3 separate regions of the Homo sapiens genome follow, and all the other regions are linked to region 3. The links are chromatin loops, found by intact Hi-C in ENCODE. Cell type or tissue: GM12878. All regions are shown on one strand. Each heading gives the region's core, and the rest is flanking DNA. Links, peaks and the distances in the headings are about the cores only. Region 1 overlaps LOC101927961 (a long non-coding RNA gene). Region 2 has its middle 230 kb from the start of MIR4319. Region 3 overlaps LOC105372091 (a long non-coding RNA gene).

The links. Hi-C counts contacts between places; a loop is a spot of excess contacts. Peaks named below come from ENCODE experiments on the same cell type or tissue, not always from the same donor. Only the 100,000 strongest peaks of a DNase experiment are listed, where the experiment ranks them.
Region 1: a loop joins it to region 3, with 2.8 times the contacts of the local background. A loop is called at or near these places in 3 of 110 quality-filtered maps.
Region 2: a loop joins it to region 3, with 6 times the contacts of the local background. A loop is called at or near these places in 2 of 110 quality-filtered maps.

What each region holds. Positions count from the first base shown.
Region 1 is chr18:45,161,706-45,172,217 of GRCh38, reverse strand. It overlaps LOC101927961 (a long non-coding RNA gene), which reads left to right. Exons shown (of 5, transcript XR_430098.4): 3 at 2,697-2,830; 4 at 3,400-4,497. It also overlaps a transcript of SLC14A2 not described here. Among named protein-coding and RNA genes, the nearest start is that of MIR4319, 200 kb to the right of the region's middle. In GM12878, for the core only: no CTCF peak of the experiment used is centred there; no DNase peak of the experiment used is centred there.
Region 2 is chr18:45,193,100-45,203,611 of GRCh38, reverse strand. It overlaps a transcript of SLC14A2 not described here. Among named protein-coding and RNA genes, the nearest start is that of MIR4319, 230 kb to the right of the region's middle. In GM12878, for the core only: no CTCF peak of the experiment used is centred there; a DNase peak (open chromatin) is centred at 5,921; H3K27ac peaks cover 1,210 bases.
Region 3 is chr18:45,097,635-45,108,146 of GRCh38, reverse strand. The region is part of intron 3 of LOC105372091 (a long non-coding RNA gene); the gene reads left to right. Among named protein-coding and RNA genes, the nearest start is that of MIR4319, 130 kb to the right of the region's middle. RefSeq lists enhancers at 4,478-4,547, 4,628-4,677. In GM12878, for the core only: no CTCF peak of the experiment used is centred there; DNase peaks (open chromatin) are centred at 1,616, 4,236 and 4,666; H3K4me3 peaks cover 1,360 bases; H3K27ac peaks cover 4,397 bases.

The DNA.
Region 1 (10,512 bases), core at 1,073-9,072, 64 kb before region 3:
CTAGGAAAGGAAGTGGGTCACATGAGCTACTGCTAGGTTGGTGCAAGGGTCCCTGTGGGGAGTGCAAAGAGGAGTGAAGTAACTAAGGGAATAATTATTTGAGCGAAGCCAAATCTTATTTGCATGCTCAGCCCAGGCCAGTCACTGCTTACGACATTGATACACATGGAAGATTATTTTCTGGCACAAATCTGTGTGTGGAGAATTTCATTGTCTGTGGAAAATAACAACTACCAGAACTCAGGAGAAAAACTGCCTCCCTAAACTTTGTAAGATACCAGTAGTGATTTGCCCCACCGAGGGCTAACGAAAGAAGTTGGGCCTTAGGGAATAATCTGAACACCCAAGAAAGATTTCCAAAATTGAGAAGATTTGAGTGATTCAGACAGAATTTAGCAAAGAATTTCACTACTTAGCTTTCACCACCAGGTCCTAATAAATTGTTGGTTTGGCCTACTGTTATCTGGTATTACTCATCTGAGAAATAAGAAAAATATAACTAGCATGGAGAAGAGGAAGAACATTGGCCTGAGAATTAGATCAGAGTTCTGGTTCCAGTTCCATGACTTATGGCTGTCCCTTTTTCATCTGTAAATGAGGGGAGAGATGACTGCTTGTGTTTCTTCCACATTAATAGTCCATACACTTTTTATAAAACAAAAGAATCATATCTACCTAAATTTCACATCTTCAATCCAGAAGTCATTGAACCTATCAATTGAAAATTTCCATGTAATTCAAGTGGTAAATTCCTGACAGCCCACATTTCTCTTCAAGATAAGCTCTTAATTCTAGACTATATATTTTACTTACCCTCCCTTTGCAAATGGTAGTCACCTTTTAAACATTATACACCTTCCTTTTTCCTCTAAAGATCTCATTTTTTTTTCTAAAGGTTTTTACATCCACGAAGCCCTAGGATAAACTAGACGTTTTCTCTAAAATCTCCCCTGACTAGAGTTGTCAGAGAAAATGCAGGACACCCACTTACATTTGAATTTCAGATAAACAATAATGTTTTTGTGCAAGTATGTTTCATGAACATATGTGTGATAAAAATTATCTGTTATTTATCTGAAATTCAAATGTTAGTGGCATCCTGTATTTTGATTTGCCAACTCTAACAACCCTATCTTTGACCAGACTTTTCTCTTCTTTTCCCCAGATCCTATAGATCTCTGTTTGAGTCATTCCATGTGTACTTACATTATTATTCATCATTTTGAGTGTCTGTGTCTGTCTGATTTCCCTAACTAGATTAGAAATTCTGTGAGAGACACAACTGGGTGTTACACATTTTGCATCTTCTCCTACCCCCAATGGCACCTTTTATCATTTTGTAATTGGTAGATTCCTGTGGGACTCCTTCACAACTGATGGACTTGCTCCCAGTTATCAAAACATGGGCCGCCTTTTCCTCAAGCAGACTCAGACAATATAACCATGTCACATTTGCCTAGACCCACAGGAAAATAGGATGAGACTCAGTGAAAGTTAACACTGGTTCCAGAGCAGGTGATCAGTGTTACCAGCAACAATGAAAAATAGAAAGTAATCTATTTCTAGTGAATTGAAAAGTTCTATGAGGTCATTGCAGAACTGCATTTTTGGCTAGACAATTTTGTCCTAGCTACACTTTAACCTACAATTTCTGTCTTGCAGGACACTGAACCAACCTCCTCACATATTTGAAATGTCTTGTAAGGTCCTGAGTTCCTTTTTGTGTCCATGTGCAAACATTCAAGGTTATATATCCCTTCTACCACCAACCTACATTTCTCCTCAAAATAAAGTTCTTTACTTTAACTTCCTTTCAAAACTGAATCTATTTTTTCCCTTTTGAGTCTTACCTCCTTCCACAGATTACTCAACATTTCCCAAAGACACCTTGAACCTCTGCCTGCCCTTCTGCTTCTGTCTCTAATGCTCCTCACCTCTGCCTCTCCAAATCCTACCCATTCATAGAGTCACTCATCTGTGAAGTTGTAGAGCAAAAGGAGCTCTAGGAATCTGGTCTAACTATGAAGAATGATGAACCTCAGGTCTATGCAACAATGCTCGGGAGCAGAGTGACCGAGCCACGACTCAAAAGTGACCCCAAAGTCTTTTATTTGTTCCCTTTCCATGTTCTTTCTTCAAGAATCAGCTTTAGCTACCATACCATCTCTTTCTGAAAGATTTTACTCATCATTGCAGCCAGAAATTTTTTCTCTGTCTCTTCTAACCTCAGGTGGCATTTTGGTTGTAGCCCTCTTGAGATACTTAGTTCTTTTTAGGTTGTGTTTTTGTTATTGGCCAGGTTCTGAGAGAAAGCTATTCCCTGTGCTGAGAGCAAGGATACTGGGTGGTCCCTGGGGTGCTGTTTTCCTAATGGCCTGATGGTGCAAGTGGAAAGAATAATGAGTAGATGGTATTGCCCAATAGCTAGATAATATGACTAAGGCTTGAGTCAGCAAGGGCTATGACTATCCTTAACATTCTGGGCAGTGTTTAGGGTAAAGAAGCCACTGTGGGAAAATGGAGCAGGGTTTTCTGGATGATTCCAGGGTTACAGATTAAGTATGGTGGAGAAGAAATGGTCTTTGGCAGAATATCATCATATCTCATTATATTCAACCTAAGCCCAGGATAACTTGTCATAAAGAGAGATACACAAAATGCAAAAACCTAATGTAACTCTGACTCTGTGATTACAGCCTTATCCAAAATCTCTGGAGGTAACACCAGTGGAAGCAACCTTAGAAGAGGAATGAGTTGGCAGGAGGCAAGAGGCAGGAAAGCACTGAGTAAGAGCTGGCAGTGTCAGTGTCAGCATCAGATCAATTATAGAGTGAGTTGTGTAAGCGCACATGCAGTAGCCTCAGGTCTCAACGTCAGAATGAACTGGCTCACCAAAGAGCATCAACAAAAATTCCATACAACAGCAGATCACACTTAGTCAAATTTCAGCAAAAATTATACTTCATATGGGAAGTTTTGCATCAACAATCTACCTTGTGGCTATTAATTGGCTTTAAATAACATGACTTTTTATCAACATCATTTTCTTTCCAATTTTTTCCCCAATGTTGAAACAAGAGGAGTGTATTTAGAGTCAACAACCACACATGGCTAATCTCTCAGTGAGTCAAACTCTCAAATCCTTGCTTTCAATGGTTGTGTATATAGTCAACAACCAACCAAGAGGTGGCTCCTATGTGTCAGGCATGGAGCCAGGCCCCATATGCAGCAGAAAATGAAACAGGCATGACCCCTGTCATCATTGAATTTGGTCTCATGATGCAAAACCATAAAACACCCTTTATGCACCATTTGACACAAGAATTAAAATATCCAAAAAGTTTTAATATATAGAGAGCAGGAGATTTTATAATGAAAACCCTTTTTTTTCATTTTTAGGAATGTTTCATCATGAGATGTGAGCATCATGTTCCAGGCCCTGAGTGCTTCATAAAAAAAAAAGTTCCTTTTCCACCAAAACAATGCCCTGATTTGAGTGCTTCATCAAAAGAGAAAGATTTCTCATGATAAACCATATTCTAAGCACTTAGATCACAATATAGTAAATTTTCAAAAGGAAGTCACTTTTGCCAAGATATAAAGGCTCATGTACGTAAATTCTATGCTTCCAATATAAGTACATTTCAAAAATATTATTAAACCCTTATTTACTGAGTGCTGCTTATATGCCTCCTATTCTCACTCTTTTTTGTGGTTGAATTTAATCAACACACAACTCTAAGGAATAGGCATGACTCATTATTTTCATTTTACACTTGAGGAAACTGAGGCACTCAGTGTTTTACATATATAAAAATGAGTATGAGGTTCAGCCAAAATTCAAATACCGAACGTCTGGCTCCAAAGCCCACATGGTATTCACCATAAATAGAAATTTCATACTAGAAATCATATTGTTTTCTTTCCCTCAGGAGCAATTTAGGAAATAAATTAAAAACTTTAAAGTGGTGATTTAAAGCAACTCACCTTTTTGCCAGTTATACGTTACCTTAAGAGAAAATTGCAAGAAATGAGAAAGATAAAGCTTGATGAGGATGACACTATCATGAATCACACGAAAAGAAAAGAGGATTATTTAGCATATTGAATATGAAGTTGTAGATTCAGGGCAACATCAAGACGGATGAACTCCCCCACCAAGCTGTTTAACAAACTGGCTCTCTGTCGAGCTGGCCATGCCGAGTTAGTAGCAGATCTGCAATGATGCCTCTACCAAGCTCACAATTATACAAATGGTGAAGCAGCAGGAAAGCACATAGAAGAGGGCTACACAGAAGATACGAGCTCCAGTCAGGTCATGACACAAAGCCACAGAACTTAACTGGGAAATGAGCAATGCTTATGTGTCCAGCATTGTCTTAATTGGTTTCCCATGCAGAGAGCTCAAAGAGCATCCTATCTGATATGCACCAGGCAACAACTGAGAACAAGGACCAGCCAAAGTCATCAGAAGGGTAGCACAGTTGCTGCTAGCAGGTAGGTGGATTACATGGGATGCTTGAGTGAAAGGTGAGACTCAGAGGCAGCTGGTCTAAGTTCCCAAGTTTCAATGGGGAGTTCCCAAGTCAGAAACCACCCATTGATTGTTCATGCCCAGACATCCATATCCTGGGAAGCAGGGATTACAGATTTATTTATAAATATGTCTCACCATCTCTATAAAAGCCTTGATAAGGAAAGCCACACAACTTAAGTTGGTTTGTAGCCCTGATGCTTCACACACTGAGTGCAATAATTGTTTGTCAGTTCTGTTGCACATGTGCTTTCTTGTTTGAGTTTATAGGAGGAAAACATTAGCCCCCAAATGCTTGGTTTGCCTTCCTTTTGGATGTGGTCAGTTGTTATTGAGAGAAGTGCTCAAAGGCTTGTGGTAAAGATCTGACATGCAGGGCTGCCCCGAGGCTTAATGTTGACTCAACTGAACATAAAAATCAACAAGAATAGTGATATCACTCAGTAGTGTATGGTGTGTAGTAAAAACTAAACTGTCAATATGTTTGAAAGTCATTACGTCCCACACTGTCAACATAAAATATATCAAGAGGCTGATTGAGGCAATAACCTCTCTTTATAGAGCACTAGGAAGCAGAGATAAGGATGTTCTCTGAGCAGTTGTCACAATGCAGGGCCAGATGTTGCTAGCTGACTTTTCCCCCATTGACCATAACATCTCCCTAGGAATCCCGAAGGGCAGCTCCTGGTTCCTGACAGTAGCCTAATTCACCACATCAAGAGAGTTATGAGGCCTGACCAGAGAGCCACTGAACCTCACAGAGTCAGCCAGGCTGGTGCCGCCCTCTTTGGGCCTCTTGCCAAACCAGCTCAGGGACAGGGGCATAGGCTTGAGGCCTCGGGGGAACAGGATAAGTAACCACATCTAGTTTAGGGGGCATGAGAGTAACATTTAATGATCTTGCATTGGGAGTGAGTTTTGGTATTGGGAGCCGCCTCGTATTTGCTGCTTCATTCTTCCCAGTTGTTACGAGATGTTGGCATTGCTATTTCTGCAGCAACTATGGCACATATGGGACTTACGTGAACTGCTCCGATGCCACAAGTCTGGTGAGTCCTGAGACTGGAATTTGGCCTCAGTCTGTGGATATCAGAGCAGATCATCATCTTTACTGGGTCCAGCCAATTAAACTCAGAATAGAATCTGAGTCAGGGCCAAGAAAGATCTTGAGGACAATGTGCCTATGTTGTGCAATGTTTGTGTTATATCACATTTTAAAATACAGTTTATGAAAAGAAAGAAAACAATTATAAAAGACCTGAGCATACACTGTGAGTCAGATCATAAGTCCTATTACCATCCTATCTTGGAGAACCTTATCCTCAGACATGAGCACTGTTGCAAGTTTGACATTCTTGAGAGCAGGTTCCAATGCTGGTGAGGGGAATCCACCCAAGCTGGAACTGTCATGCAAATTCACTTTTAGATTAGTTTGTACAGTATTTTAAACTTCTTAGGAAAGGCCACTAGAGACCTCCCAAAACATATATTCTCTCCTGCTTGAAGAAACACATGGAGTTAGTCTGACAACTCATTTATCTTGACTCCCACGATAATGTTTAGATGCTTCCTAGACATGTCTATCATCAAATGCTCTGTGTTCCAGAAGAAATTTTTCCAGCTGACCTAAATCGTGACTGTAGACAGTAACTGTTCAACACACTTTGTGGTTTCAGGAATTTGGAGGATGGTGTGCTCAGGAGCAAACCTTTTGATGGTCTATCACACCCTCCATGCAACTCACTAACGAAAGTCAGTTTCCCTCTCAAATTCCCAGATTGGCTCAGTCCTGTTTTACCTCTTGAATCTTCCTGAAAATAGAGCAGAGACAGAATGAGAAACACCTAGACTCAGAGAGGAAGAATGAGCCAGTGTTGAAACAATCCTGCTGACGAGCGTTCTGTAAGACTTTCAACCCTTTCCTTTACGCAGTTGGTTCCCATTTTAATTCCTTTTCATTCTCTTTACGAAAATGTATTCCCAAGTGGCTTGGCATAAAATACTAATTCTTCAGGTGCAGGCTTCCCTGCACATACTGTCTACATGTTTTATCTCCACTATGCATCTGCTTGGTTCCCTCTGGCTTTGAGTTCTATCCCTGTGTATGTGTGCTGCTGCTGCTGAGGAGGGATATGAAGAGAGAAGTGAAAATCTGATTGCTCCTCAGTTTGAAACTTCTCACAGAAGTGATGGGGTGAGAGCATGGGTCAGGCAGGAGGAAATGGGTTTGTGTGTGCAATGTATAGGCAGGACAGAACTCCAGAAGCCTCTATCCAACCCAGTTTCATAAGGGATGCTGGCAATTGGTTGTGTCCACCAGGGCCTCAGCAGCTTGTCTCAAAAGTTAGGCAAGATTATTCTTTACTTGAAAGCACTAAGAGAGATTGTTTATAAAACATGATGATTTAAGCCAAAAGAATGATTAAAATGAACTATTAATGATAACTATGTATTTCATTACAAAATAAAGTTTATGAATAGTTAGCTATAATGTACAGTGGCATTCTAATATCATCTCCTAATTCTGCCTCATAAAGAGATATGCTGGTTGTTCTCACTCAAAAGTGGGAGTTAAACAATGAGAACACATGGACACACAGGGGGAACATCACACAACAGGGTCTGTTGGGGTGGTGGAGAGTTAGGGGAGGGATAGCATTAGGAGAAATACCTAATGTAGATGACAGGTTGATGGGTGCAGCAAACTACCATGGCATGTGTATACCTATGTAACAAACCTGCATGTTCTGCACATGTATCCCAGAACATAAGGTATAATTTAAAAAAAGAGAAAAGAAAAACAGACATGTTAGTAACTTTTTCCTAAGGTCACCAACAACATTATTGTTTGTTTTGTATCAGACAGCAATGCCCCTTCTCCTATATCCCATTTCTGCTGATTCATCACAGTCTTTCCTCACTGGACTGATTGTTTTCCATTCCAGGGCTCTTATTAATAATTTTAATTTTTTCCATCTGCAGATGCCCAAACTTCAACGGGAGCTTAGGCTTCTGGAGGGAATGCTGACTTTCCTTCCTCTGTTGTGGAAAAGGCTAGCTGCCTGGTCTTCTTAATTCTAGAAATGACTTTGATGTGCCTGCAGTTCTCTTCCACTCCAGCTTTAGCATTCTGCCCTGCCTATATTCTCTCTGCTGAAATTTTTCTCTCCTCTTCACTGTGATGAAGTCAGGGACAGACTTCCTAATTGTCCTAATTTGGAACAGAGCTCAGGCCATAAAGCATCCTCCCTGAAGCCATTGATGGAGCAAGCATCTTCATCTCATCACATCCAATATTATGAGCTAAATAACAATAGAATCATAAGATTTCCTCAAGCCACATGTTAGTGTTAATAATGGCTTCCATAAATATATTTTGTTAAGACATTTCAGCATTTTCTAATTATTTTCACACATATTTCATTGCTTAAAGATACTAAACTAGTCAGGACCCATATTCTCATTTTGCAAATAAGAAAATGAAGTCTCAGAGAGGTGCACTATGTGTTTAAGTTCAAAACTGGTGTCAGAAACACAAGAATTATTGTCTTCTAAAACTTTGTTCATGATGCTTCTTGCCAGATGTGCTTATGGAAAACTATTGTGTGCAATGACTTCTGGCAAATCAAATCAGTTGGCCCAGGGGAAACAGGCTATTTAAAGGAGTCCCACTGTGAATCATTTTGTGAAGTAAATATTCTCTAATGCATCCATTTTACAAATCTGGATTTTCAAACAATGTGTATCTGCTGAAAGTGGGGTACCTGTGAGCCTCCACGTTTCAGACATTAAATCATCCTTCACGTTCCTCCTGATTAGAGGTGGCTGTAGGCTGGCTGAGTCTGTGACTTGTATAAACGGCAGCAGCAGAGGGGCAGATAGAGCCTCCGACAGACACTTGAGCAAGTCTAGTTCCTGGATTTGGCTTTTAAATCAGCTGCTTTCTATTATCTGCCAGTAAATGATTCCTCCCAGGTCTGAAGAGCTGAAGACCTTGGCCCAGGTCAGCACATAGCTTCTGTTCACTACCTCTTGGCTTGACCCTGTCTCACCTTCCTCTGTCTCCTGAACTCCTGGTGCCACCACTCCCAATTCCAATGGGGGATTTTGCTATAAATACGAACCCTTGATCATACTTTCCCCTTCTATGTTTTTGTCTAACCCTTTCCCCCAACCTTGTTTCTTCTGATCCCGCTAGTTGCAGGGTCCTCAGCTCAAATAGATTCTCAGCCCTGGATGTATATTAAACTAATCTGGGGAGCTTTCACAATTTTTCCAACACTGGGGCTCCATGATCAAAATTCCAACTTAATTGGTCTGTTATGGGGCTTGAATGCAATGTTTTCTGTTGTTTGATTTTTATGCTATGTAGGTGAATTGAACATACAACAAAATGGAAGACTTATGATATACTTGATGGCCTGACCTTGACCCTGACTCCTGATTATCAAATGATCCTTGCATTGGGTTGAATTGTGTCTCCCAAACTTCATATGCTGAAGGTCTAACCCCTTCAGAATGTGACCTTATTTGGAGATAAGGTCTTCACAGAGATCATCAAATTAAAATGAAGTCATTAGGGTAGGCCTTAATCTAGTATGACTGGCACTCTTAAAAACAGGGGAAATTTGGAGGCAGACCCATATGCAGTGAGAATGCCACGTGAACATGAAGAAAGCCATCTATAAGCCAAGGGGAGGAGCCTGCAACAGATCCCTCCCTCACAGCCCTCAGAAAGAACTAACTTTGCCTATACCTTGATTTTAGAGCTGTGGCCTCCAGAACTCTGAGACAACAATTTTCTGTTGTTTAAGCCAGCCAGTTTGTGATACTCTTTTACAGGAGCCCTAGCAAACAAACATTTCCCTTAAGACCTCATTGCAGTTGCCCTGATCCTGTAGCACAGCTGGAGTGACCAATTTGTTTCAGTTTGCCTAGGACATTCCTGGTTTTAGCAATGAACGTTCTAGGTAACAGGAACCTGTTTATTTCTAGAGAAACCAGGACAGTTGATTACCCTAAACAAAGCATAATGATTATGTGTGTAGGTTGCAGGACCTGACAATCTGGGTTTAAAATCCATCTCTGCTCATTCTTGGCTATGTTGCTTTCAGCCTCAGCTCCTATAGCTGCAAAACGACCTATCTTGTAGTGACATTGTGTGGATAACATGGACCAATGTGTGTAAAACTCACAGAATATTTCCTGGTACAGCATGAGTACTCAATAATATTTAGTAAGTTAATATTTTTATACAATTAAAATCAGAAAACAGTCATACAAATATATTTCCTTTTGTGATAGTAAGATAGTTAAATGGCCTTGCTTTAAGAGCTGAATGTAGTCAAAGTTACATGACTTCCATTCACTCATTCCAATCCTGGTTTTTCTTCATGTATGACTGTAGTATGGTCTTGGCATTTCTCAGTACTTCTGCTCTTTCTTACATGATGCATATTTACCACAAGGCTGGCTCTAGAAATCAAAACAAACAGAAAAAGGAATTGTCTTAACCATTTGGTATGTCTATTTCCCATCTCCTTGCAATACCATGAGGGAAACCACCCATGGGCAACAGGTAACAGGCATGACCTGGTCTGACAGTGAAACTTCTAACCCGTCAGAACCAAAAACGTTCACTCCGGAAAGAAGGCAGGCTTGCGAATGAGGAAGTGTCAGTTCTCTGAGGACAGATAGAGGTCAGGAAGAGAATTAATAGAGGGATGTTACTGAGGTAGAATTGGTCAGGAAGCAAAGGCATTGCTGGGCGGCTATGGAGGGTTGGGGTTAGTTCAGACAGAGGGAGCCGCACCAGTAAAGACAGGAAGACATGAAACTGCCTGGCATGTTAGGAGACTGGAAGTAGAAGATCACTCATAAAGGGAAGAAGAGAAGTCATGTTCCTACATTCTGGCTTCTCTGGAGTGTAGGAACATGTAGGGAAACAGCAAGAGATGAATTCAACCAATCCTAACTTT
Region 2 (10,512 bases), core at 1,235-9,234, 95 kb before region 3:
AAATTATCTATACTATTGGCTAACAAGCATGTCAGATATTTTAATAATAGGAAAATGATGATGTACATACACACACACAGTGTTGTATTTTTATTTCGGTAGGTGGGAAGGGAGATGAAAAGAAACTTAGAAACCGATAATTTCTCTCATGAGCAGGTGGAAAAGAAGGATTTCCAAACGTTAGCAAGAAGAAACAACATTAAAGAAAGAGCTAGGCCTTACCCCACAGTTCCGCCTGAACCTTGAAGTGATGGTTTTGAGAAGAGTAGTCAATATCACCTAGGAGATCACACTGGGTAAGAATGTGGAGTCCTTCTCAGGTGATCAAGGCAAAGAAGACAGCCGACTTTGAAGGCACATAGGTGTCCAGGGGCTTGTTTTCCTGGCTCACTCTCCTGGCTCACTCAGTCCTTCCCCACTCCTTAGTCCCTCAGCACTAACGTGGGTCTGTCATTTCAGGAGATTTGCTTTTGAAGTGCCTCTCCTCGGACTACTCTCATTAGCATCCCGTTCTCTTTCAATGGCCAAGTGATATGTGAGGACCTGATTATTTTGCCATTGGAGAATTTGCTTCTTAAGTAGCCAGACAACCCAACTCAGCGGCCCCAGCCAGAACCACTGGAACGGTGATTCTTCCTGTGACCACTCTGGTTCTGCTTGGTCTCCCCTCTGCCATATGGTTTCCTCCTTTTTTTTCTTTACACATTACTGAGAGGTTAAATTTTTACAAATCTTATTGTCTTTGAGCTGATGGAAGATAAGGAGGACTTGTACACCTGGCCTTCTCCAGGTGGAAAACTCCATTTGAGAAACTAATTGGCTATGTTAAATGTTGGTACATGAGCATACTTTATGATGAAACTCAGGTGGGAGAGGCAGGTTCAAAGAAGAGGTCAAGAGAACCACTTCCCATAGAATCTGATCCCCTTCTCTTTGAGAGAGAACCAGGCTGTAGTCCAGTTACACCACTATAGTAATTTCCAAACTGAAGTAACTTAAAACTAGAAGACTAGAACCCCAGACTTAATCATCCTCATTTCATTCTCCTCCTCTTTGCTATGATTATCACAAAACGAAACAAAAATAATATTTTACTCCCCAATGTTATGTTTGATAACATTGAGCAGAACGACTTGCATATATTTGCCTCAAACATTGGGTAAAAACTCAGACTCACTTGTATTCACTGTTTCCTTTGAACATCACATAATTGGTCCCTAGATTTCTCTGAAATCTTAGATTTTATTCTGAAAACCTTACATTAGCTATGACTTTATCCTAAGGATCAACTCCCTTTAAGCCTCAATATCTATTCCTTGCCTTTGGAAATGAAACTGTTTTTCCAAAGGCTCAGCATGCTGTCCTTTGGGCTTTTGCTATATCTATAGCAACCACTCTGTTGGGGAACCTTACAAATAAAACCAGACTTTGGAGTCTGGGCACACATAAAAGATAGGTTGCAACAATAAACATTTAAGTTTCTTTGTTTAAACCAGCAACAATAGCTTATTAATACCTGCTGAAGTATTGCCCTTAGTTCTGATTAAAGAAAAATAATTTTGTTTCTTGAAATTTAGTATATCTCCAAGTTAATTTGCTCTTGCATTTAAGAAATGTTCACTTGATAATTCATTATTAGACCCATTCTTAGAAGAGATGGGTGGTCTGAATTGCCAATTAAGGGTGAAATTCTGTGTTATCTCAGCTGAATTTCTTAATTTTCTTCAGGAGTTACATTTCTTCATTTTGAAAGTCTCCCCTTTCAAATAAATCTAATGATTTTATAAGGTCATTCACCCTATTCCTGTGAAACTGACAGGAGAAAAAGTACCAAATCTTTCATAAGTGAGAGTGAGTAAAGAAAATAATGTCCAGTCATGTTAGATTCAATGCCATATTTCCTTTTAGTCAATAATCTACTCACTAAAACAAACAAAGACTCCTTGGAGAAATGGCTGATTCTAAGGCTGAAACAGGAAATATACAAAATGAGCATAGAGAACCTTTCAATCCCAGAAAGCAAGAAGTATTTAATCACACACACACACACACACACACACTACACACATACATACATGGAGGTGTTAGATATGTCAAAGGAACACAAGAGCCAAGAGCTTCCAATGACCAAAGTTGAAACAACTTGAAAAATAAAGAAGTGAAGTAAAATAAATATCCATGAGTCCATACCGATATAAATGAGTTATTAAATAGATAAATGGGTAGAATAGTCAAATCTCCCATTCAGAACAATTCCAAATAATTGATGTGGATACTCAGCCCTCAAGAAGATAGAACATAACTCCCCACTCTTTAAGTGGGCTGGCTAAAATGACTACTTTCCAAAGAGTGCATACAGCATGCTCAGGGGAAAGGGGAGATTTCCTGACTAACACTACCTCAGACATCACAAATGATATCACCTTTTTGTATCCTTGATAGGAAATGATGAGAATAGCACTTTTTCTCTGTGGTCTTCCTTTAAAAAACCATAACACCACTCTACTCAGAATTAAAACATGAGACAAATTTACAGAATACCTCACCCATAATCCTAAAAACTGTTACGGTCATGGTCATCAAAAAATGGAAAGTCTGAGAAACTGTCATAGCCAAGAGAAGCCTAAAGAGACATAATGACTAAATGTAATGTGGTACCCTGGATAGGATCCTAGAAGAGAAGAGGTAAACACTAATAAAAGTATAATAATGAATCAAGATTTGTTTATTGATTATAATAAATATACCATACTGATAAAAGTTGTTAATAGAGGCAAGCAGGCATTGGGTATTTTGGAGGTCTAACTTTGCAATATTTCTATAAGTATAAAACTATTCTTTAAAAGTTTCTTTTTAAAAAAAGAAATCTACATATTGCATCCCAGGCAAAGCCTAAGTGCATGAAAACAATGGCATTCAACAGGTGTTTATTGAATGTGAAAAACTAAAATTTGTTCCTTAGTCTCTGTGAGTTTACCCAAAGTAACTTTCTACCCAAGGGTTCTTTAATACTAAAAATGACTTTGAGGGTAGAAATGGCATATGAAAAAAACAAATTCTATGGTAGAAAAATCAGAAATAATTTCTCAGCAATGAAAATATTGACATTACTTATACACACAGCAGAACTTTAAAATGGTGATGCTCATAAGAGACTAAACTTTATTTCAAAATACTTTCACATTTATTTGCCATTTCAAATTACTGCACTAATGTATTGATAAAGGTAAGGAAGGCATTAGTTTCTCCATTTTGAACATCAAAATCCTGGGGCAAAGAGACTCATGTTGAATGTATTTAAGGCAGAGAAGTGTTTCCTAATCTACATATTGACCACAATTAGGTTGTGGCTTAGGCAAGCTTATTCCATTTTCTTGGGTTTAGTTTTCCTGTCTGAAAAACGAAGGGTACTTCCACAGCAGAGAAAAGTTCATGTATAATCTTTCCCCCAACTCCAAACACAAAGAATGTAATACATTTATTTATATTTTAAAATAAAAAACTGCACGAAGTATTAAGAAAAAAATTCAAGGATCCCCAAAGAAAGAAAACCTATAGATATAGGCAGAGGTTAAAGCCCCATGGCCACCAGGGAGTTGAGACTAGCTCCATATGTATGGTCCAGCTAGGGTTCTTTAATGGGGATATGTGGACTCCTGATCGGACACAGACTGCACTTCACAGAGATTGGAACATCCCCTCTTGCCTGCCCAAGGTGGCTTCTAGGAACATGGTTTTTCCAAAACCTACTGCCAAAGTCAAGATTCTCACATGATCGTGGTTCCCAGGCTATTGAAGGTATGAGCATTGAGAATGGAATTGCCACCTTTTTATGAAAGGAAGACTTCAGCTTAGCTGCTAATATAAGGAGTCCTATGAATCCAGACAACCCATACAACCAAGAGGTTTGAGGTGACATCAAATGGCTTTACAGGAAGGAGCACAAGAGAAAACTTCCTAAGAGAAGAGTGAAACCAAAGAAATGAGAGGTTCCTATTCAAGGAAATAGAAATAATGGGAAAATCTGAAAATAAGTTTTAAAATGAGTATCTGTGAAATCCTCAAAGAAATTATAGATGGAAGTGAGAAACTCAACAATGAGTTAAATACTAGGCTGACACAATTAATGAAATTGTAAAATGAAAAAAGAACTGAACAAATTTTCCAGGATGAAGACAGAAAACATGATTTAAAAAAAATGACAGAGAAATTAACAGACTTGGAGGCTGAGAAGCAACAATATCTGTCTGATAAGAATTTTAGAAGAAAAAAATACAAATAATTGGGAAGAGGGTCTAAAAGAGTTAGGTAATAACTAAAATTTTCTAAAATTAAAGACACAGGAGCCTTCAGATTAGAAAAGCCTAATGTGTACACACAGCAGAAGGAATAAAAATAAACCCACATATGGACATTGCAATGAAGACACCATAAAATCCATCAATCTGGTTGGCAGCTTATTTTTCACTAATAAAAGAACCTGGTGAAAGTGTTATGTGAAAATAATTGTGAATGTATAATTTTATGCCTTCAAGAGTAATTGTAAAATGGTAAGACATCTTCAGACATTTAAGGACTAAGTTTAATACTATCAGATTCTCACTGCAAAAACTACTGTAGGGTATAATTCATCAGAAAAAATTAAATCCAGAAGAAGTGGGAATCAAGAAAATTGGTGCACAAAGAAACTAGGTATTGTGATGATAAAAATACATAGGTGTTTACTGTAAATAATTGAGAAAATATGCTTCTCTTTATCTTTAAAACATGTTGGAATTACAATTCCAGACAACAGTAGCAAGAAAATTAGAGTGAGGAGATCTAAGGGATATGAGGTATACTAAGGTCTTCCTTGGTGCATTTTGTTAAAAAAATTAGTAACAGCACAGATATGTTAAAAATTTGAGGGCAACCACTAAAACAATAGAAATAAAATGCCTAACTTACAAAGCTGTGTAAGAGAGAAAAGAGCAAAGAGAGGAAATTATACTGTATCAATTCAAAAGAGACTGTTAATGAGGGAAATAGAGAAGTAAAGCAAAAGTATATAGAGAACACAAAATAACATGGTAGAAATAAATCCAAATGTACATGGGGGAAGCAAGCTACAGAATAAGACTTTGTATATAGCATCGATGCCTATTATGCAAAATTTTAAAATCCTTAATAATTATAATAGGAACACATCATAAATGTGACCAACTAGATGCAATGTTTTAAATAGACTGAAAGAATCAAACTCATCAAACTCATGATAGTGGTTGAGTATTGGGTGAGGGGTCCAGGTAAACTTTATCTATGTGTTCATGATTTGTGTATTAAAAAAGAGACAATATAGCAAAATATTCATGATTATTAATTAGGGGTGAAAGAAGCCCAGGTATTATTAAACTTTTCCTTGCATACCTTATGTTTTTCTATTTTTAACAAAATATATTTGGACAGGATTATCATTCTATGTCTAATAATTCATTAACTCCAAAGCACCCAGGTAGCTATAGGCAGAACCAGGGCTAAGACCAATGCTTCCTAATTTCACATCCATGTTTTTTCTCTTATTATACCAATATTCTAGATATTCTGGTTATAATCAGTATAACTTATATTCAGGATAACTTGGTCTGTATGTTATCTACTCCCTAGGGGCCTTTAGAAATGACTTTTGAAAGTTCCTACGAGCTTTAGATTTTCATTTTTCCTTCTACTCTCAATGCCTAGATTGGCACCAATTTACCCTGGAGAGGTTCTTGTGAGCCTTAATTGAGAACCACAAAAGATAGCAAGATCTTTAAGTGAGTAGCTCTGAATAATTTCCCCAAACAGATCACTGCGGAATTTCATTTTCAACATGAATGGTCACACTTCAAGCAATGAATGAGACGCATTGTTCAGGGGGAAATGACGCACTCAATTCTGTAGTGCTGCTCAAGAGTCCTGGTTTGACTTAGGAGTGCGTCAGCATTTTCATTATAAACCCATCAGTGGGATGTAAGTTCCCAGAGGCTGCCTCTGAAATCAATTTGCTGAGTCACTGCTGAGAAGGGTTGGTGGGATAGAACCCACAAGACTGTCACAAACACAAATTCAACTTCTTCCAGGATGTCTTCTCTGACTATACTGCTCTTCACCTTCACCTGTTTTTGACCCCGAATATCTTCCTTGTTTATAGAGCTGGATAGCTTGAATATTATTGACTGATACTGATAGGCTCTCACTTCTCTTACTGGGTCACACTTTTTCCTCATCAGTTGGACAAAATCTGAACATAGAAGGTCTTTTATGTATCATGCAGCTCTCTATAGAGCCAAGTTAATGTTGCATACCACAGGTTTTTGAGATAGAACAGGTGAATGAGAAAGGTAACCAGTAATCTAAAATATAATTATGTATTTAGATACAAAGAAAATTCTCTCTTCATGGTCCTAGACTAACTCCCAGCTTAAGAGACTTAGTTGGAATGCACAATAGGCTGTTTTTTTCTGGAGTGTGGACATGATGGAAGATAAATGTGTGTGGCACATCCAAATCTATGTCTAATGTCTTTTGACACTGAAGAGCCGCTACCTTTTTCCTCCGGATTTCTGAAGCCAGCACATCCTTCGTAGTGATCCCAACATTAGTCCAAGTCTACCTTAGAGATGTCTTCCCCATTGGCTAATTCGTTTTCTGTGCTGCTAAACTCCTTTTGTAGTTACAGTATGCTGCATGCAGCTTAGCTCTTGTTTATATGTTGTCTTGGTCTGTGAGTTATTTCAAGGATATTAGTTCTATTCGCCAAGTAAATGGAAAAGCCCTTTGAGAACAGCCCCTAGCTCCAGGTATGAAACACAGTTTGAGAAGTTTGCTGACAACCTGCAAGGCACTAGAGAATTAACTCTGTATTGATTGATTGCTGTTGAGGGAAGACACAAAATTCACTCTTCTGGCTTGGGCTTCCTTCAAAGTCACAGTTGGTGGGTTGAGTTGGGGCACAGAGCACCTTCAGATGGTCTATAATCATGCTTCCCCACTCTCCTACAAAGGCAGCTGTCTGTTTTAAGAAATATTCCTCAATATCACCTTGAGGTTGGCAAGCTCAAAGCAGATTTTGACTTAGAGAAAGAACCTCAGCAACAGCTGTAAACCTTACCTTACTGCATAATTTCTTTGGCCACTTCAGAGAATCACAGCTTCGCAGAGGGAAAGTCCTTTAGCTGAGCAGCTTCAAAATTCTTCAGCTGTGATCCACAATAAGAAACACCTTTTACATTGTGACCTAGTACATACATGCGATTGAATGAGAGAGAAAGAGAATGAGAATGAAAAAAAGTCTCAGCAAACTCGTAACTAATGTGGTGCACTTGATATTGTTAAATCAACTTTAGCATAAAACTGCCCCCTTACCTCTTTGAACTTCAGTGTAAATATTTCTGTGTACATACTGAATTATAACCTAAGTGGAAGTGTAAACAAACTGTAAACTATCTTTGTGCCAATCATTGAGTTTTGGACAATGAAAGGGGGCCAATTGTTCAAACAGTGTCCAAATAAGGCAAAAGCCGAACTGTAACCAATCTGGCTGTTTCTGTACTTCACTTCCATCTTCTGTATGTCAGTCTCCTTTTTCTGTCCATAAATCTTCTTCCACCACGTGGCTGTGCTGGAGTATCCCTGAGCCTACTCTGGCTTGGGAGGCTGCCCGATTCACGAATTTTTCTTTGCTCAATTAAACTCTGTTTGATTTGTCTCATATTTTTCTTTTAAAAATATTATATTACTAGATCCTGTCCTGCCCTATCCTATCCCATCTCATCCTATCCTATCCAATCCTACGCTATTCTATTATATTTTAAGAGATGTTGAATATGAGAAGCTACTTTGAATTCACGACTCTGATATAGAAGTTACTTTCCCCGCATGCCAGATAAGAATTTCTTGCTCCCAGCCAGGCGCAGTGGCTCACACCTGCAATCCCAGCACTATGGGAGGCCAAGGCGGGCAGTTCACGAGGTCAGGAGTTCAAGACCAGCCTGGCCAACATAAAGAAACCCCATCTCTACTAAAAATACAAAAATTAGCTGGGCATGGTAGCATGTGCCTGTAGTCCCAGCTACTCTGGAGGCTGAGGCAGAAGAATCGCTTGAACCTGGGAGGTGGAGGTTGTGGTGAGCCAAGATCGCACCACTGCACTCCAGCCTGGGCAACAGAGCAAGACTTAGTCTCAAAGAAAAAAAAAATTCTTATTCCCCAATCATTTGGTATCTGCTTCAACCTTTTTAGCAATCTTCTAACTGGTAAGAAATTCTTTAGCACATTTGATAAGGAACTGTTTCTCTGTAACTTCTGTACCCAGATGTTTTTTGGAGCATCTTTTGTCGTCCTGGATTGTGGCTAAGGCCAAAGTCTACACTCCTTATGAAACACTGTGGCCAGACACTCCCTTCAGGGCTTTCTGAGAGGACACAGATACTTCGTCCCTCATTATGCTACAGGCTCCTCTCTTTCTCCAGATCTAAATAGGAAGAGGCCAGAGTCAATAGTTTCAGTAAGGAGAGGACTGCAAGAAAAACTGAGACGTTTGCCTTTATGGAAGTGCGGTGAAAGAAGTTTCTTCTTTCTCTGCCCATTCACGCCTGAAGCCAGGTAAGGGAGATCTCCAAGAGTATTATTCAAAAAGATTTGGGAAAGTCTACAAGGTTGATATTAAAAGAAAAGAATCCCAGCACTTTGGGAGGCTGAGGCAGGCAGATCACGAGGTCGGGAGATTGAGACCGTCCTGGCTAACACGGTGAAACCCCATCTCTACTAAAAATACAAAAAATTAGCCGGCATGATGGCAGGTGCCTGTAGTCCCAGCTACTCGGGAGGCTGAGGCAGAAGAATGGCGTGAACCCAGGAGGTGAAGTTTTCAGTGAGCCGAGATCGCACCACTGCACTCCAGCCTGGGCAACAGTGTGAGACACCGTCTCAAAAAAAAAAAAAAAAAAAATTACAGACCAATATCCCTCATAGAGATGCAAAGACAATAAGACAAATTTGCCAAATTAGATCTCACGATACATATAAAGGAGACTATTTCATGACCAAATGGAGTTTACCCTGAGCATGCAAGCTTAAATTAACACTGGAAAATAAATGTAATTTACCTTATAAAGAAAAACTAAAATCTAAACGAATGAGCAAAAATAAACCACATGATCATTTCCATAGAATTTGACAAAATCTAACATCTATTTCCGATAACTGTCATAAATTAGGAATAGAAGAGGACTTTCTGAACCTGATGGCGACCCTACAAAAAAGTCGACAACTAACCTTAACTACTGGTAAAAGATTTAAAGGCTTTCTCCCTAGGATCAGGAACAAGGCAAGGTTTTTGCTTTCATCACTTCTAGTCAGCATTATACTGGAGATTCTAGTTAGTGTAATATAGCAAGAAAGGAAATAAAGGCATTCATATAGGAAAGAAATAATGGAAAATATCTTTATTCACTGATGATATGATCATTTCTGGAGAAAATCCAATGGAATCTACAAAAAAGTTGACTATGAGGGAGTTGATCAAGCTTGCAGAATACAAAATCAATATACAGAAATCAATTGCATTTCTATCTATTACCAAATAATAATTGTAAATTGGAACTTAGGAAATGCCATTTATAACATCAAAAATATGCAATATTTGGGGAAAATCAGAGAAAATATGGGCAAGATTTATACATTGAAAAACACAAAATGGTACTGAGAGAAATTGAAGAAGGCCTAAAGAAATGGACAGAGATACTGTAGTCATGGAATAGAAAACTCAATATTCTCAAAATGTTATTCTCCTCAGATTACTCTCTAGAATCAATATAATTCTAATCAAAATCCCACTAGAAATTTTTGTAGAAATTGAAAAACTGGTGCTAAAATTTGTCTGGAAATACAAAGAAACTAGAAGAACCAAAACGACTTTGAAAAAGAAGAATAAAGGTAGATGGCTAACACTACCTGATTTCAAGGTATATTATAAAGCTACAGTAATTAAAACAGTGTGCTAGTCACAGAAAGATAGACAAATATATCAATGAACAGAATGGAGAGTCCAGAAATAGATTGCTACACATATGACCAACTTATTTTCTGCAAAGGTACAAAATTCAGTGTGGAAAGATGATATTTCCTAGAAAAGGTGCTGGAATAATTAGATAAACACATACAAAAACAAAAGTGAACTTGATTATTTGCCCTATATGCAAAGCAAAAAGAATTATAAATGTAAACCTTAAAACAATAAAACTTCTAGAAGAAAACAGACGAAAAACTTTATGTCCCTAGCTTAGGCAATAATTTCTTAGGTATAACATCAAAAGCACCATCCATAAAAGAAAAATTTAATAAACTGGATTTCATAATAATTACAGATGTTGCTCTTTGAAAGAGACTCTTAAGAGAATGAAAAGACAAGTTACAGATTGGGAGAAAATATTGGCAAATATGTGTCTGCTAAAGGATTGTATTCAGAATATATAAAGAATTCTCAAAACATAA
Region 3 (10,512 bases), core at 988-8,987:
TGGGGTCAATGGTATAGGACTTGTGGGTCTTTCTAAATGAACTTTGAGTTTTACTCTGAGTAAAATAAAGGCACTGGAGGGTTTTGGATAAAGAAATGGCATAATTTGATTTATGTTTTAACAGAATCATGCTGTTGAAGCTAGAATGAAGAGTCCAAGGTTAGGAGTAGGAGAAGTTAAGAGAGCTCTACCATAATGTAGGCACGAGATGAAGGGATTTTAGTGGTTTAGGTGAGACGGTAGCAGTGCAGGTAGTCAGAAGTGGTCATCTAAGCCAAAAGTTGCTGATGGATAGGATGTGGGGTAAGAGAAAGTGAGGAGTCAGTGATGACACTGAGGTATTTGGCATGAATCAGTACCAGAATGGTGCTATCACTAATCAAGACAGAGAGAACTGCAGAGGAGTCAGTTTTTGGGGAAAGGTCAGAGCTCAGTTTTTGACATATCAGTACCTTTCTGGTGGATCCAGTGCTGTGTGAGAAGGAGTCCTTGCAAGAGCCTCAGCCAAGGGTTCCAAACTATGAATAAGTAGTTATTCAGTGAGTCAGTCTATCTATCAGAAAATATTTGTTGCGCACTTACTGCATTCCAGGCAGTGTTCCAGGCTCTTAGGCTACAATAGTGACTAAGTCAAACCAATCCTCTTTTGTTATGGGCTTACCTTTTTGTGAAGGGATACAGAGGTAAAAGGTAGATGGTAAAAGATAAGATGGATGATAAAAAATAAGAATCTAGACCTTTATTCTCCTTATGTTAGTCAGCTATCCTTTGGTTATGAGCACTAGAAGACGGATGGATGGATGGATGGATGAATATAGATGAGTAGATGGGTAAGTGGATAAAGATATAATATGATATAATATGATAGATATACATGAGATGATTTCAGAAAGTGCTAAGTCCTATGAAGAAAATGAAACAGAACGAAAATAAATACATTTTAAGAAGAAGGACCCATTGTGGAAGCTGCTTTAGGCAGGGTGGCCAGGAAAGAATTATCTTAGAAACTGATACACAAACTGAGATCTAAATGACAAGGAACAGCCAGCTACAGCGAGATCTGGGAGAAAATATTCTAAGTTTAAAAGAGACGAAATCAAAGTCCTGAGCTGATGGTGTCCTTTGTGTGTCCAGGGCACAGAAGGAAGGCCAGTGAGGCTGGAGTGTGGTGAATATGGGACAGAGTGGTAGGAGGATTGGAAGAAGATACAGCGAAATAGGTAGGCAAGCGTCAGATCAGGTAGGACCTTCAGGCTGCAGGAGAAGTTTAGATTTTATTACAAATGTAAAGATAAATCACAGGAGGGATATCAACAGGAGGGTTTCCTAAGCTGATTTGTATTTTTGAAGATCTCTCCCATAGCTTTGTGAAGACTGGCCATATAATGAAACAACAGAGAGAAGAGAGGAACTGCTGGGCGGCTGTTGAAGTGGGTTGTAGCACTGAGATAACAGTTGTGGGATTTGGCAGCATATACTAGAGCCACTCTAGCCAATACAGTAGCTACGAGAGTGCCACATGTGACTCTTTCTATTTACATTTATGTTAATTAAAAATAAATTAAATTTTCAGTTTCTTAGTCACACTAGTCACATTGCAAGTGCTCCACAGCCACATGTGACTTGTGGCTTTTGTGTTGGACAGATATAGAACATTTTTGTCATCACAGGAAGTTCTACTGGGCAGTGCTGCTGCAGTGGTAAAGCCACAATGTCTCCATACCAACTAGCTGGAACAGCTGTAGATAAAGACAATGCAAGATTTTCACATCAGATAGATCATCAGGAAAGCAGAAACAGACCAAATGCTTCAGATTTTTTTTTAATCTAAAACAGGCAAAAGTTGATGTTGGTTTGATATCTTTCTTCTCCTATTTCTGTAAGATTATTGGATTATCACAGACTGGTGCTTTCTGACCTCCACAGTCCATATTCCTTCTGTATCTAGCCTTTTATCCTGATAAATTCCTAGTAAGAACCTAGACCTTTATTCTCCTTAGTCAGCTATCCTTTGGTTATGAGCACTAAAAGTCTATTCAAACTAGTTTAAATATTAGAAAGAAGTTATACATGTAAATATATAACTCATAGAACCCAATGGCTACATAATGGGGTATCATAGGACCTGCAGAGTTGGGAGATACTAAGAATTTCTCATCTCTGCTTCATTTTTCTGTCACAGATGAGCTTCTCTACTCGTGCACTCATCACGTAAATCAGAGCAGTACCCAAAAGTGGCCACACCCTTTGAATCTATATAGGTTTCTAGTTAAAGCACTGACACTCATTAATTTAATCTACTTAATCTAGGAGTTCCTTTTTAATTCTGAAAAGAGACATGGATTTCCTGAGCTTCATCTGGTGTAGTTAGCCATGGCATGGCTTGGGGAGCTTCTGGTACTTGGGGTTACATTTCAAAGAGGAGGTTCTCTAGAAGGTGGTGTGAATGAAGAAGAAACAGCAGTAAAGAAATGACTGCCATTTTTGCCAGTGTCCTGTTCTTACTCAGTATTCATGGAACCTAGTGAAGATTATACCAAAGCTACAACAGGCCAGACAGGCACCTATTAGTTATACATGTATTTAGCAATAAGCTTGGCATTCTAGAAGACATGAGTCCTATGCTGTAGGTATTTACTAATTGCTAGACATTCCTTAAGCAGAATCCTTACCTTCAGAGGAAGGAACCAAAAGGAATAAATCAGGCAATCAACCTTTGACTAGTGTTATTACAAGTAAAGGGAAAAGACTCAGAAAACTGGTAATTTCACAAAAGTATTGAGGGAGATAGATGTTCTTGTATCCATGACTACTCAGGCCTTCTCTGGTTTCATCCCTAATTCCTTGCTCTGAATTCAGATGGCTTCTTGCCATCTGACAAGATCACCTATGGTAACTTCTTGGTGGATGCTCATAACTAGAAGCTTGAAGACACAGGCTGTGGTTTCTTCATCCTTTATCCAAAGCACAGTTTCTGGCATAGTAGATGTCCCATAGATGTTAAATGCATGGGTGGATGGATGGATAATGATTAAAGCCTCAGTTGAAAAGTTTGGCATTCTTATGAATTCTGCTTAGTCCCCCTGGAGAGGCCAGATCCTCTTCTTCATCCACATCTTTATCCTTTTTTACCAGTCTTTTTCAAGAGCAGGGAATTTGTATTGGTATTGAGGACTTTGACATTTGTATTACATGGGAAAAGCAAAAGACTAACAAGGGGATCATGTTCACATTAGCCTGAGGGACTGAGTAGTTTTCAGTATTCAAGCTAAAACAAAACACCTTTCTCTAAGGGTGTAAATGCAGCTTTAATTTCAAAAATGTGCTTTTTCTTAGAGGCAGAGGGAGTTAAATAGTTCATAACAAAAGGTGAGGATTCCTGGTATTGAGTTCTAACGGTAATGACCATTACACAGGTTTTTGATTTGTGCTGGATTGTTGCTGAGCATTAAGGACATCCTACCAAAGTCCAGGAAACTGCTAATTAATCCTGCAGGAGACTGCAAAGACACACTTGCCATTCATCCAGCAAGTGCTATTTAAAAGCCTGTTGTGAGCATCTGAGTGCATTTGGGCTAAAGAGCTCATGGACTAGACGCAACAGGAGCTATACAGACTACCAGTGCACCACCAGCGTGCACCAGAATGCATGTCCCAGCAAACAACTCTCAATTGGCCAATTTGCAACAGGGCACCCTTTAGCCTCTTTGGCCCTGGTCATTTCCTTCCCACCCTGCCCTTTTGGAGGCATCAACATTGAGCTCAAAACATGTTCAGTGCATTCTTTGCAGTGTACCATTTGTACCTTCAACAGCTAGGCTGACATTTGTTAAGGTAATATAAGAATGCAGCAGATAGACAGGAAGCATGAACTTCGGGTCAGTGAATCCAAAATGCTCTCTCACTACAGCCTGTTTTCTGCACAGCAGGCTGTGGCTCTAATGACTGTTTCTCATTGAACTCCTAGAAGAGCAGCAGTCTCCCTTTCCTTCAGTATCTTGCCTGTTTCTCCTTGGGGGACAATCAGCCTCTTGTGCTTTTTTCATTCTAATGCAATGAGCCTCTAAGAGTTGGCCTCCCAAGCTCTTTGGCAGTAAATGCATCTTGAAGATATGAAGACACAAGCAGCCACCTCAATAAGGAAGAGATACAGAAATGTACTGTGAAGTTTCATGTGACTAGATTCAGTTCAGTGAGCATTTACAGAGCATCTGGGCAGGTGTTCAAGGTAGTGAGGGGGCAAAACCTTTTGAGAGCTTACTACAACCTGGACACCAGCACTGGAGCATTACCTGAGCCAGCTTAATTCATACTTCCCCACTCTGTGAGGACACACTAGAGGACACACTACAGTCTGAATTTTAGACACAAGAAATGGAGAGGTTCAACAACTGGCCCAAGTCCCACAGGTAGAGAAGGCTTTAAAGCCAGGACCTTGCATCTATATCGAAGCCTAAACTCATTCCACTTTTCCACTGTGTCTTCCTGAAGCTGAAAAGGCACAGGAGATAAGGAGGAGACCACCCCTCATATTGTCTTATGCCCAATTTCTGCCCCCAAAGAAAAAAAGGAAGTAAAAACTAAAAGGCAGAAATGAAACCCACAGGCAGACAGCCCGGCACCACAGCCTGGGCCTAGTAAAGATTGGCCCCTGACCTAATTGGTTATGTTATCTATAGATTACGTTGTATGGAAAAGCACTGTGAAAATCCCTATCCTGTTCTGTTCCACTCTAATTACCAGTGCAGGTGTACACAGCCCCCAGTCACGTACTCTCTGCTTGCTCAATTGATTAAGACCCTCTCACACGGACCCCCTTAGAGTTGTAAGGCCTTAAAAGGGACAGGAATTGCTCACTCAGGGAGCTCAGTTTTTGGAGACGTGAGTCTGCCAATGTTCCCAGCTGAATAAAGCCCTTTCCTTCTACAATTCGGTATCTGAGGGGTTCTTGTCTGCGGCTCGTCCTGCTACAGAGAGATGTAAGTCCAATCAACAAGTGATGGGTATACACATGTAGTTTAACAGAAAGAAAGGAGCAGAGCATCCCAGCAGGAGTCTAAAGAGGGAGGAAGTTGAGATAGGAGGGGCCTGAGTTTGAGGCTCAGTTCTGCTAATCTCTTGCCTTCCTACAAGGCAGCGTGGAGGTGAACCTGAGTGCTCTGTGAGCTGTCCCCGCACTTCACAAAGCCTCCACCCTATGACGCCAAATTCTCCCTGCACTTAAGGCTCCACAGATGATCTGCCTATCTCTCCTCAAAAGCTTCACCAATTCTTGCATTTTTAACTCAACAAGCATTCATTTAACAATTAATATGCATATTAAATGCATGCTTCCTTTTAAACACAAGTGTTCAATGTCAAACATTTTATTTGCATGTGTGAAATAAAATATATCCAATTATTCATTAAGCAGTATCTTCATAACAAAACAGAAGTGGCTAAAATAAAGAACCTCTGTACAAGTGGTTATTCTCCAGCTATTTTAAAAGTTTCAAACAAAATCGTCAAGACATATTACTAAATGAAAAAAGCAAAAACAAGATACAGAACATTTAATAAGCTAGTGTGAGTGTGTGTGTGTGTGTGTAAAACACAGGAGACCAATAACATTGATTGCCTCCAGGAGGGAACTGGATAGCTGAGGAATAAGAACAAGAGGAAGACTTTCACCATACAGAAGTGCTTTCCAAGCTACCTGTGAGGGAGAAGGACCAATATTTTTCCCCTCATTCATTACAGACCAGTGCATGGTCCTATTACGTATGTTTCTATGCAGATTGCTTTATGTACCACTTACCACATGACTTTGACAATGTTCAAACCCATTTATTCCCTTTTCCTGGGCTAAAGTCCACTGGTTTTACACTTGGACGTAGAGAAAATGTCACATTGCTACAGAAGTTTCTAACTCTTACTTTTTACTCTGAATTTCTGTTGTGTACAACAAGAAATGAATGTGTACAATGTAGTTTAACAAAAAAGGAAGGACCTCACGTGAAAAAAAAGAAAACAGTTCCCAGAAAGGCACTGCCATACATCCTCCTGCACTTTTGACTTTGAATATATGATCTTTCCGGAGGAATTTGCTTTATAAAAAAATTGCCAGGGAAACACCCTTAGCAGAAGTGAGGACAGACTTGAGGATCTTCAATTCCCTTGGATGCTCTCTTGCAGCATCAGCTATCAGCAAAAGTGTGAGACTGTTCAAGTCTGTCTGTGGCTCTTTCACCACCTTCTGTAGTAAACAAGATGCTCCATCCAGTCCTTTCACCTCCTTTCTGGAGGAATCTTATGGTTCCTTCCTCTGTACTCTCTGACACTTAATGTGGAGGCCAACTCACTCTTATGTAGGTATACAGTCCTAATACAAAAATACACTATTTCCCTTTCATGTAAACAGAGAAATTGAAAATATAGTTTTCCAGACTGAAGGAAACAAAGCCTCAGGATTGGATATCAGATTTGAGTATTTTCAGTTGGCCACAACTTACAGCTGGTCAGCTCTCAGGAAGAGTGCATGAAAAATCCTGGGAGTGGGGTCAGGAGACAGGGGTTCTGTAGAACGTTCATGGTAGGTGTGGCAAGAAGTTCACAGGAAGGAGACACTAAAATTGGAGATTAAGGTAAATGAGGCTGGCCATTTCAGGTTCGTGTAATTCATTCAAGTAGTGATTAGAACTAAACTGTGCTAAGTCATCTTAAAGATCCGAATAGTCACCAGTTCAAACGTAACCAGGCTGAATATTTTAACAGGTCTAAAGAGGGAGAACATGTCTATCAGAAGCACAACACTGTGGAGTTCCAGGGTCATCTAAGCCATGACCAAGGGAGATGTGTCCAGACCTGAGGACAGAACCTACCAGGTCCTGGTGGCACAGCTGTTCCTGCTGCAGAGATAGTAGTATCAACCTTGAACTACTGCTCACCAGCACAGAGCTCATCCACCCTGTTCTCACGACATATGGATTAAGCAATCTGTTAATACAGGTTGCACCACCATGTGTCTTTGCCTACGGGAGAGAATGTGTTGGCTCTTCTGTTATATGTCTCATTATAAATTACTAAGCTGGCTCTGTAGTTTATATTCCAGGCTCTTATAAACCTAGATAATGTGAATCTATTCTGGCCATACAGATCTACTTTTGGTCAAGAGGAAAATGAAAGTGAATGAGCATATGAGGCTAAAGAACTGACCATGGGCAGGGGTTATTCCAACATGGCAAAACTACGTGAGGCCTTGTGGCAGTCGGGTGGCTAAAGACTGGGAAGCTGGCCTCACAATGCCTCTCTCTCAAAGTCCTCATGTACTTTTGGTAAAAGCAGAAGCTCTAGACATAATCTTGAGGCTTCTGTACTGGTTTTGATTTGGCATGGCTCAACAATGAATAATTGCAGTATGTCTGACATGCAGTTATACAGTTATAATAGTTGTAATTAATGACCAGGTTAAAAAGGCCCCATGTCAAAATGGCCAAGATAAAAAGCCATATACTTTGTAAAACCTGCTTTAAATTTAAAAAAGTTGAGATAATCCATGTATATGTTTCAAATTTTAACATGTATTTTTAAAGTACTGTGAGAAGTCTCCCACTCTTGCCTTATTTGCCAAGTTTCCACAGTAATCCCTGTGATTAATTTACTGTCCATTCGTGTAAATAGTTTGGCATACTCAATCCAATAAAATATATGTTTTTATATATTTCTTTTTTTACACAAAGTCCCATGCCCTGTGCTGTCTTTTGCATATCGTGATGATCTTTTGTTAGTATATCTTGGGTGATTTTTCCATAGCAATACAAAAACAAAGTTTCTTTCAGGAAGTCATATCATTCTTGTAGTAAACGAGGTAAGAACACAGGATTTGGCATCGGACAAACACAGCTTCAACAGTTACTATTTAAGTGCCTTAAGTGGGTTTTTTAACTCTAGTAAATTTTAAATTTCTAAATCTACAGAACGAGGAGAAAAATACCCTGTTTACAAGGTTTTTATTAGGTCTGAATATATAGGTGGAACCCTTCCCATGTTGTCATGCACAGGGTCATAGGAAAGAAGAGGAAGGAAGCAAGAAGGTGGAAGAAGGAAGAGGATTTCATAGTAGCCTTATTTTCAGGTTCCTGCAAATCAACCAACTGGGCACTGGATAGATGAGTTTCCTCCAGTGAACTTCGGTGTCCTCATTTTTTGTTGTTATTGTTGTTGTTTGTTTGTTTGTTTTTTGAGACAGAGTCTCGCTCTGTCACCCAGGCTGGAGTACAGTGGCACAATCTCGGTTCACTGCAACCTCTGCCTCCTAGGTTCAAGGAATTCTCCTGCCTCAGCCTCCTGAGTAGCTGGGATTATAGGCACGTACCACCACGCCCGGCGAATTTTTTGTATTTTTAGTAGAGACGGGATTTCACCATGTTGGTCAGGTTGTTCTCGAACTCCTGACCTGATGGTCCGCCCACCTCAGCCTCCCAAAGTTCTGGGATTACAGGCATTAGCCACCATGCCCAGCCTTCAGTGTCCTCATTTCTAAGCAAGGAGAATTAGATTGGACAGTTTACAAAGCATTTGTGGTACAACTGTTGCAATTTAATACCGTCAAGGAATTCATTAAGCTTGCCACTTTAAAAATATAATAATATTTAAAATATTTATATATTTCTTTAATGTGCATTTATGTGCCTGCTATATAAATATTTAAGATATTTAACGTGCATTTATTATGTGCCTGCTATATAAAAAGGAGTTAGAAAAAAGATGAGTAGAACATATCACTGCTCTTTGGAAAAATTTACAGGTTTGATATGGGCAGGGAAAATACAAATGAGGGGGCCAAGAAAAAGGGGAGAAAAGAAAACCTCTTAAAGCCTTCATTTGAATGAGATGGACAGAAGGTTCCATTGGGAACAATGAAGTTGGCTGAGAAACCTGTCCCAGTGGGTTTTCTGGCAGCAGAGAAGGCCTGGTTAATGACTTTGGTTTTAACTTTTATCTCAGAAATATGATGAGGGGAAGGGAACACCCTCTTGGATCTAAGGCACTATAAGCAGCAACACAGACACTGAGAAAAACTGGCTCAGTTCATCTTTGAACTCACAATTTAATCCCAATTGATTTACATGTATTAAGCACCTGCACATACTAGTTTTGTAAACTTGGGCGAATTGCCTTCTCAATACTTCAGTTTCCTCACCTGTAAGATAGGAATAGTAATAGAAGTCTACCTCCTGGGACTGTTGATAAGATTAAATTAATATGTGGAAAGCACTTGGAATAGTATTTGGCCCCTAATTAATTCTGCATAAATACTTGCTATCCTTGTTATTGTTATTTGGGGCCAGGAACAGAGCTTATTGCTAGAGGAGATATGAAGATCCATCAGATAGCTTGCTTTCAAAGAGAAGGATCCACATGATGGCTGAAGCTGCTGCTTTCTAGACTTACCTTAGTTACATAGGGTTGGGTTCACTACATTCTCTAAGATAAAGTCTTCTTGACTTAACTGGACAACCTGGGTGGTTAGTCTCTGTATCGTGGACTTTAGCCTAACTTAAATCTTTAACATTGCTCATCAATCAGCTATTGTCCATGAGGTAGGGAAAGCTGGTTAGTACTTTCTAAAGAGACTGGAGAACTACAAGACAAAATGACTAGATATTCCTGGATTCAATGCCAAAATGCTATGATTCCATTTTCACTGGGAGCCCATGAAGATAAAATACTCAGTACATTCCTTTCAAGATCATATAACCCATACCAAGATGGCACTAACCCACGTCTACAGTTTTAGGTCATTTATAAATATAACTCCAGAAAATTGAATAGTGTGGTGGTGGCATTGTTCTGGGGGGAACTCTTCATGGAGCTTTTTCTTGTGGTTGAAATAAAATAACTTTTTGAGCAACTCCAATACAAATGGCTAATATCTCAATATACGGTGGGTTTTTTATATCCTCGTACATTTTTTTCTAAAGAGAATCAACAAGAAAAAAAGGATAATTATGCATGTTATCCCTCCTCTGGCCTCCTCCAATCTCTGTCCCCCTGCCTTCCCCAAACCATCAGAAACACAAAAATGATCAGGAGTCAATTGCTGCAAAATCAACTGAAAGTGGGTGATTTGCAGTTGGGTATGTGGGACCAATTGCTGTGATAAATGTTCTTTTAAGTAGCCAGTTCTGCAAAGGATATAGACTGTTTACGTATGATTAATTAAGAAATAATTATCTTTGACTGGAGGAATATGAGACAATAAATGGAGCATAAAATCTAAATACTCAGGCTGCTGCCTTTACTTTCAATTGGTGCCAAGGAGATTTATGATTTGTATAAAAAGACATGATAAACTCCCCCCACCGCCCGCCCGCAATCCACCCACCATTTCCAAAATCCAAAGGCATTGTGAAATCACACTTGACACAATTCTTTGTTTATTCCATATTCACTGCCTGCTGGTGCATCACATCAAAAGAGCATAGTAATGCACAATTGCTATGATGCTCTCATTTTCCATGTGTTGAATAG